Linked DNA regions of Homo sapiens: region 1 is linked to region 2. A link is an interaction called in ENCODE POLR2A ChIA-PET data of the cell type or tissue named here. Cell type or tissue: GM12878. All regions are shown on one strand. Links, peaks and the distances in the headings refer to the core of each region. The heading gives the core; the rest is flanking DNA. Region 1 overlaps LOC105374928 (a long non-coding RNA gene). Region 2 has its middle 130 kb from the start of TMEM170B.

Region 1 (4,394 bases), core at 130-4,129, 82 kb before region 2:
TTTATCAAGCTATCTAGCACAGCTCTATCCAATACAAATTTCCAGAATGATGGAACTGTTCTAACAATGAGTTGTTCAAAATGGAGGCCACTAGATACAGGTGGCTATTAAGCATTTGAAATATGGCTAGTGCCACTAAGAAACTGAATTTTTAATTTAATTTAATTTAATTTAATTTTAACGAACTTAAGTAGTCAAATGGCCAAGGACTGCTATTTTGGACAGTAGATTTCCGGGCAATGCAATATGACAGGATCAGAAATATGCTTCAGGATAAGTAATCAGAGAACTGACTCTAAGATCATATGGGAGGTGATCTGAAGATAGAGACCGATGATGAGGCAGAATCAATAACTGGGTAAGTGTCGTTTCTTATTAAAGTTGAAAATGAAAATATTTTCTTCAAATAAAAAAACAAACACATAAATAAAACAGATGAAAGTGGAGCTAACCTTGCTAAAATGAGGAGAAGTCCTTGAGGAATCTCCCTGGAAATCCCAAAAGCTGCTCAGAACTCAGCTCATTAACCACTAGGCCAAGTCAAAGGTGGTGAAGAGTTCTACCAAGGTAATAAAAATGAAGAGGAGGAATAAATCTGGGAGACGTGATAGAAGTGAAGTTAATCTCTCTTAGCAACTAATTACGTATAAGAAGTAAGCCTTGAATATCTGCACATTTATTCTCTTATTCACCTAAGCCCAAACCCTGGTGTTATCCAAAATTCTTCCCCATTACTCAGTCATCACAAATATATTCTTCCCCATTACTCAATCGTCACAAATATACGAGGTGAACAAGAATAAAGCTTATTGAACAAAATTAACATACACAGTGTGACATAGATAGTATTGAGAAAAATCAGGACTCACATCCAGGTTCATTGATGAAAGGCTTTCCCTAGGGTTTCCTGCCCACCCCCAGGATAATGCAGTCATAGGAGCCAAGGTAGGGGCCTTTACAAGTAGGGTTGTCAATCAATAGTTTTAAACACAGCAGCAAGTTGGGGGAGAGAAAGACAAATGGATATTAAAGTTGGGAGTTAATTTCAGTTAGAGTTAAGGGAAAGAAGGTAGGCTCTCAGATGTCAGACTGCTAGGATTTCAGGGATATGGTAAACAAATGAAGTATAAAAAAAGTGAAGATGCAAAAGTGAAGGCAATGAATATAAACTACTCTTTAGCTCTTTGGTAAATGGAAGAAAAGGATGGAATACCCTGGGAATACTCAGCAACCTGCTTGCTGACTTGCATTTTCTTCGTCTGTGAAATCTTAAAGTATCAAGAACACCCAATGTCTTTTCTTTTTTCTTTTTTTTTGAGACAGTTTCTCTCTTGTTGCCCAGGCTGGAGTGCAGTGGTGCAATCTCGGCTCACTGCAACCTCCGCCTCCCAGGTTCAAGCAATTCTCCTGCCTCAGCCCCCTGAGTAGCTGGGATTACAGGCATGTGCCACCACATCCAGCTAATTTTGTACTTTTAGTAGAGAGAGGGTCTCTCCATGTTGGCCAGGCTGGTCTCAAACTCCCGACCTCAGGTTATCTGCCCACCTCGGCCTCCCAAAGTGCTGGGATTACAAGCAAGAGCCACCGCGCCTGGCCAACCCAATGTCTCTTCAAAGAAAGTCCTTGGTCATCTGTCACTTTACTTAGAACTAAGTGGCCTCATCATCAGATTGATAGGACCAGAGGTAAACCACTGAGGGAGCCATCTCTTTTAGGCTTACTTGTGAGAATGGAACAGCCTGGTAGAAGAGCTCTTCCCAATAGAGGCAGGGTGCACTGATGGCCAATTGCCCAGGGAACTCGCCCTCCCCGTCAAGGAGTTGGAACCCCCCAAAGACACCAGAGAGTTGCAGGTAGCAGCAGGGAAGGTAGAGGCAGAGACATAAATGGGGGATCACTTTGTCTCCTCCAGTCACCTGAAGCAGAGAACAATAAATTTATTCCCTGAAGAAACAAGATGACCAGATGCGTGGAGCTTCATGGTGTCTTGAAGGATGTTGCATTCTCCGCAAAGCTTTGCTGAAAGTGGTTGAGATCTTGTCTTCCTTATCTTCTCTTGCATCCTTATGAAAAAAACAGAACACAACATCTGTCTTTTGCATCTGAAAGAACATAGCCAAGGCATGGGATAGTCCTGAAGACAGTGAGGCGAAAGTCTTGATGCCCTTCAAAAAGTAATCCTAGAAAATTCTCATAGGGCAAGCCTCTTTCAAAAGATTCTCTAATGGCCATAGGTGCAATGGTCTCATTTTTGAGAAAGTACAGAAATTTTAGGTTTACTCACAGACTCTGGAATAGTGCCCTCTGCCCTACAGAATAGCTTTAACAAACAAATAAACAAACAAACAAACCAGAGTCTTGCTCTGACACCCAGGCTGGAGTGCAGTGGTGTGATCATAGCTCACTGCAGCCTTGAACTCCTGGGGTACTACAGACCCACACGTCACCATGAGCAATCCTCCTGCCTCAGCCTCCCACAGTTCCGGGATTACAGGGATAAGCCTCCATGCTGGGCTTGGAATGGCTTTATTTTAAAGAGACCAAGGTTACAGATAGCTGAAAAGTACAACTTCAGTCCTTTGCAATCTTTTCTAAACATAGCAGGCTGAATCTTCCCTTTTAGTACTGGAAAGATAAATTAATGAAAAGTCAGTACTTGAAAGAGAAAAAAAAATCCAATGACTCTGGAACGGAAAGCAACCTTGGAGATTATTATCTGAAGTGTATCTCTTCCAAAATTTATATGTGGAAGTCCTAACCCCCAGTTCTTCAGAATGTGACTGTATTTGGAGATGGGGTCTTTAAAGAGGGAATTAAGGTAAAATGAGTTCATGCAGTGGGCCGAAATCCAACCCGACTGGTGTCCTTATAAGAAGAGAAGATGAGGACATAGACATAACAAAGGGAAGACTGTGTGAGGACACAGGGAGAAGATGTCATCTGCAAGCCACGGAGAAAAGCCTCAGGAGAAACCAGCCCTATCAAAGCCTTGAGTGAGGAAATAAATTTCTGTTACTTAGGCTGCGCAGTGTACAGTACTGTGTTACCGCGGCCCGGGCAGGCAGAGAGCATGCAGCCTAAACTTTTCACTTCACTCTTGAAGAATGTGAGTTCAGAATCACACTGCATGTATTAGCACTAAGTGCAAGCCTCAAGGGTCTCCAATCTCAGCCTAGAGGCCTTCCCACTTACCATACCCCTGACAAAGGATGCGGTTTTCCAGAAAGGAGAGAGGATGATAGAGAGAGCAAAGACACAGGGACATTATCTTAGTTAATCATGAGAAAAGAATGGATGGGAAAATGACTCCCTGATCCCACAGCTTCATATAAAAGCCTGAGACTCTTGGGCTACCTTCTTCTTAATGACTTCTGCTTGTTTTGCATTCTTATGCTCACCCCTAGCTTTGTTCCTAGCTGGGGCAAATGACTGGTTGCAAACATTCCAAAGTGACTTCAGTATGAATTTTAACTATGTGAAGCCAAGTTGGACGAATGGACCTAAACTTAACCAAGAAGGTCTTATTCTTTCCTTTGGTGTTTGTATCTCTGATCTGTTGATTCTCTTCCAGCACCTGCTTTCATGAGAGAAATCCAGGGCCGCTGGGAAATTTATGAGGGGATGTGCGTTTAAGTATTTACAATTACATTTTATTTTAGATTTGGTTTCTGTTGTTTTTTTGCAGCAAATTTTTCTTAGTTTTTTTTTTTTTTTTTCAACACTGTGTCCTCAGAATGTCAAACTAATTTTCTCTGTCAATCCTCTGTTCGTTTCAGATGACAAGCTTTCAAAAGCACAGCTCTTTTAGTTTTAGGGAAACTTAAAGCCTCATTGTCTTGGGGCCTTCCTGTCCCCCGCTATACTGTTGTTGTTGTTGTATCCCAGGGTGTCCTAAATCTCTGATTTCCACCCCCCTGAGTGGTTGTCTTCCATGTATTTTATTTAGAGATAAGGCCAAGCCTTTGAGTTTGAATGAAGCATGGCTAACTGAGCTTAGTTTGTTGGGAAGTATCTCTGGATCATCCTGATGTCCCAAAGGAAGGAGAAAATGGCCAGACACTATTTCGGCCTCTGTCAAAAAACTCATCATTTTCCCCATGATGCTATGGGTGAAATTCAAGCTTCTCCTCTTCGTTTCCATGGATTCATGTAATTGACACAATGCCAGGCATTGTGCTGTGAGTCTGGTAGCTTGTGACCTAGATTCTGCCTGTCACAGATACCAATACATGCAACGGAGACCACCAATCCAGTCTGCACAAATTATCTGTGGTTATTATGCTCGTGAACACTATAGATCAGAGCTCTGGTGGCCATAAATTGTGCTTCATATTCACTCTTAGTAAATGAGAATCATAAGAATGAGTAACACAAAGGTAGTGCTCACTTAAAAA
Region 2 (4,394 bases), core at 164-4,163:
AATGGGCATTGTGAACTTGACCACCAACTACTCTCTGTTCTTTTTGCTGTACCCTGTCCTGCATGTTTCAAATGACCAGAAGTTTCATAGCAGAGAAAAATGGCCACTAAACCATGGGTTTCCTGGCTGACAATGAGCTGGTTCAAACATGATGATCATCCCTTAGGCAGAAGTGAGATAGGTCCAAGCCAGGATACTGGCACCAGGGAGGAAAGAAGGGTAAACACACACAGCATTTGGGAGCCTTGGGGCAAAGGTATGCCAATGGTGGGAGAAAGGAAGAGGAAAGAAAAGACAAATGGTTGAGAGGCTGAGGCAGGCGGATCACAAGGTCAGGAGATCGAGACCATCCTGACTAACACAGTGAAACCCCGTCTCTACTTAAAATACAAACAATTAGCCGGGTGTGGTGGCGGGCACCTGTAGTCCCAGCTATTCAGGAGGCTGAGGCAGGAGAATGGTGTGAACCCGGGAGGCAGAGCTTGCAGTGAGCCGAGATCGCGCCACTGCACTTCAGCCTGGGCGAAAGAGCAAGACTCTGTCTCAACAAAAAAAGAAACGACAAATGGAGGTGAGGAGTGTTCTTTCTTTTTTTTTTTTTTTATCAAGAAGGTTGTTACAATCCCCTTTTTAAAAATTTAAATAGCTTTAAAAGTACAAGTTGTTTTTGCTTACATGGATGAATTGTATAGTGGTGAAATCTGGGCTTCTAGTGTACCCATCACCCAAATATTGTACCCAATAGGTAGTTTGAGAACTATATATTTTTCATCGAAGTTTCTTACTTAATGTCTGTCATTGACTGTGCATTGTGAGCTTTGTGGTAGAAGGAGCAATGTTTGTTTTGATTTCCAGAGTCTCCAGTGCCAGTCGGAGCAATCATACATACTTGATGAATGAATGAATAAATGAATGAATGCTCAACATCTCCCAGAGAACATACATCCAGTGTCTGGTTCTGAGGCTCACCCTCTGCAGGTAAGCAGGAAACCCTAGAGAGAAGGTTTCCACACCCAGGTATTCCAAGACATCTCAAAACCATGGTCAAGAGGCAAATGGATCTGCTACTGGATAGCTGAAAATTCTCAGAAGAAAAAAATGTTTCATAGAGATGAAAAGTCCAAAAATGCATTTGTGCCTAGAAGGCATAGCAGCATGAATGAGTAAATCTTATTGGGTAAATCTTTTAAGAAAAGAGGTGGTGGTGGTAGTGGGATATGTAATATGACATATATAATATGACAAGGCTTTGGGTACCTAAGTTGAAGAGGAGATGCTTTTAGGGAGAAAAGGGAGCAAAAAAAAAAAAAAAATAAGAAGCCTGAAGACCTCAAACATAAAATTAGCGGGGAATTTTACCAGAGCAAGTATAATTTTGTGCCTTTCCTGACAAGTCAAAGCACTATCACGTAAGAGCTAAACCGATGATCTCTAGAACCCAGTGGCTTAGGATCAAATCATGGCACTGTTGATTCTGGACAAGACACTCAGTATCTCTAGGGGTCAGTAATTTTATTTGAAAATGAGGACCCATCTCTTAAGGTGTTGAGAGTATTCAATGAAGGAATTCCTGGAAAACACCTAGCGTGTGTTACAAGGGCGGTAAATATTAGGTATTGCTACTGCTTACACAGATTACTCGGCAGGAGGGGTGGTCACCATTTGAGCAAATCTACGATCGTGGGGATTCAAAGGAAAACCAGAGGAAAGTGGGGAGCCCTTGAGTTAATCTACAGGAGAGATGTCTGCACAGAGCAGGGCATGCTGTCAGTGCATGGTGAGTGGTGACTTTCCTTCCTTCTGCTTCTGTCATCTCCCTATTTCTATGACATTAAATTTGAAGTGCACAATTCTCCCCACTGTGCCTTGTGGCTTCCCTGTGCCCAGGAAAGCTTTTCTGGTCTGGAGATGGCAAAAGGCAGCCTAGTAGCTACGCCAAGAGAAAAATGGTCAAAAATGCAGATCAGAGTTTTCTTTTTAAAGAAATATATATTTTAAGGTTAGAATCTAATCAAGCACAAATAATGCAAAGTTATAAACCCACATTTTTTTCTTCTTCTTCATTATTTTAAGAGCCCTCTGCTCAGGAAGGGGGCGAGGGCTGTTTCCTGGCTCTGGGCAAATGTGTGAAGGAAGTGAAGTGCAGTGCCCTAGGCCACCTCCTTCCCCTATCCCCTTCCCCATTCTATTCCCCTAAGTTCGTTACCAGGCACTCTAGGCCCAGATCTGTCCCATTTCCCAGGCAAAATCTTCTCTCAAAAAGGATCTGAAACTCATTTACATTAAAATATGCGTGAGGATTGCAGTGGAAAGCGTTGCCCCAAGGTTGGCCTTAGCTTTAAATAAACCAATGCCTGCCAGAGGCAGCAGAGCTTCCTCAGGAGGCACCAGCATCCTGCTAGTTGTTGGTTTTTTTTTTTTAATTTTAGCAATGTTTATATAACACTAAATCAAGACACCGAGTAGTTAATTTACATAATGTTCGTATCACCAGAACAGTGTTAATATACATGAACATATTTTGTAATCTTTTTTAATGTTTTTTTTTTAACTTTTATTTTAGGTTCAGGGGTACGTGAGCTAGTTGGTATGTTTAAAGTGGATTCATCCTGGAATTCCCATCTCACTACTCAGGTTGTAAGTTGAGCTGCAGCATTTAAAGAAAGGCACCAAGGGTAAGAGAGAGCTATGCTAGCACTCAGAAAATAATAAGCATCTTCATTCCCTTTTGGCAGAAGAAAGTGGAGGCCCACTCATTAATTCCAACCTCCCCTGAATTTAAAAATTGCCCAAAAGTAGTTATGTTACCAGTGGAGGGTGTCCAGGTTCTTGGCGTTTTGAACAAAGAATTGGACAAACCACACAAAGCAAAGAAAGAATGAAGCAACAAAGGCAGAAATGTATTGAAAACGGAAGCGCTCCACAGGGTGGGAGCAGGACCGAGCAAGCGGCTCTAGAGAGCTGGTTACAGAATCTTCTGGGGTTTAGATACCCTCTAGAGGTTTCCCATTGGTTACCTGGTGTACACCCTATGCAAATGAAGAGGATGAAGTGACGTTACAAAGTTACTTACTTGGTCGTAGAGACTTGGAGTTTTTCATTTGATTTAGTTCGAGGAAGTACTTACGTTCCCTAGCTCCAGACCCTGTTCTCCCGCCTCAGTTATGTATTGACAACCAGAGGCCTTGTGGTCTCTCTTTTAGCAGGTCCAGGTTAAAACCCTGGAAACCAGCATTTCTAACACGCATTGTGGGGTCGTGGAGATTAAATGAGGGACTTATTGAGAGGCTCTTGGCCTTGCATGCCTAGGATCAAGAGAGTTGGGTATTATTTGAATCTTGTATGTCACTTCTTGTAACCTCATTTGGAAGCATAAGTCTGACTTCCCATTTAGGCTCTCCTTAACCGTCAATTGCAGGCATTTCAAGAGCCTCTCTTTCCTCTGCCGGCCGTTCCACATGTTGCTGACAGATTCACCTTCCTACAGCACAGTCCTGAGCTTGCTTGCCACCTTTTAAAAAAGATAGCAAGGGCTATCTATGATCCTGGCTATCTTTTTAAAAAATTGAATTATTTTGTTCCCACATTTAAAATGAAATGTAAACTCTCTATTGCAGCTTCAGAGCCCCCGCATGACTTGGTCCTTGCTGATCTTTTGACTTCATTTCCTACTGTTTCCCCTCCTGCTTCCCAGGGTCCAGTAACACGTAACTGATCCTCACCTACCTCCTTGCTCACTCCTGCCTCAAGGCCGCTGCCTTCCTCTTCCCTTGCAAGGAAAAGGAACACACTATTGCTGTACCCAGAATGTTCTGACCCCATGTCCTTGCATGACTGGTTCCACTGCATGGTTAGTTCTTGGCTCAACAATTACCTCCCACTAGAGCAGCACCCCAGGATGCATCGCATTATGCTATTTTTATTTTTTTTACAGCACTTCTATCATCTGAAATGACTTTGCTTATTTGTTTTCTTGTTATTATCTGTCCACCTCCCTCCAGAATGTAAGCTCCCTGGGTTTCCTGTTCACGGTTCACTGTTGTTACCTCTGCTGCCTAGATAGCAGTTGACACACGGCTGGCTTTCAAAAAGCATTCTGCATAAAACCATATTATGTCTCTTTCACATCCTTAGCAGTCCTCACAGCCCTCGCTCGCTCTCGGCGCCTCCTCTGCCTGGGCTCCCACTTTGGCGGCACTTGAGGAGCCCTTCAGCCCACCGCTGCACCGTAGGAGCCCCTTTCCGGGCTGGCCAAGGCCGGAGCCGGCTCCCTCAGCTTGCAGGGAGGTGTGGAGGGAGAGGCGCGAGCGGGAACCGGGGCTGTGCGCGGCGCTTGCGGGCCAGCTAGAGTTCCCGGTGGGCGTGGGCTTGGCGGGCCCCGCACTCGGAGCAGC

The links. Peaks named below come from ENCODE experiments on the same cell type or tissue, not always from the same donor. Only the 100,000 strongest peaks of a DNase experiment are listed, where the experiment ranks them.
Region 1: POLR2A ChIA-PET joins it to region 2 with 10 read pairs; 3 of 35 experiments call an interaction of 5 or more read pairs at or near these places.

Annotation. Positions count from the first base shown.
Region 1 is chr6:11,485,234-11,489,627 of GRCh38, reverse strand. It overlaps LOC105374928 (a long non-coding RNA gene), which reads right to left. Exons shown (of 5, transcript NR_187824.1): 2 at 1,917-2,063. Among named protein-coding and RNA genes, the nearest start is that of TMEM170B, 50 kb to the left of the region's middle. In GM12878, for the core only: no CTCF peak of the experiment used is centred there; no DNase peak of the experiment used is centred there.
Region 2 is chr6:11,402,865-11,407,258 of GRCh38, reverse strand. No RefSeq gene overlaps it. Among named protein-coding and RNA genes, the nearest start is that of TMEM170B, 130 kb to the left of the region's middle. In GM12878, for the core only: no CTCF peak of the experiment used is centred there; no DNase peak of the experiment used is centred there; H3K27ac peaks cover 377 bases.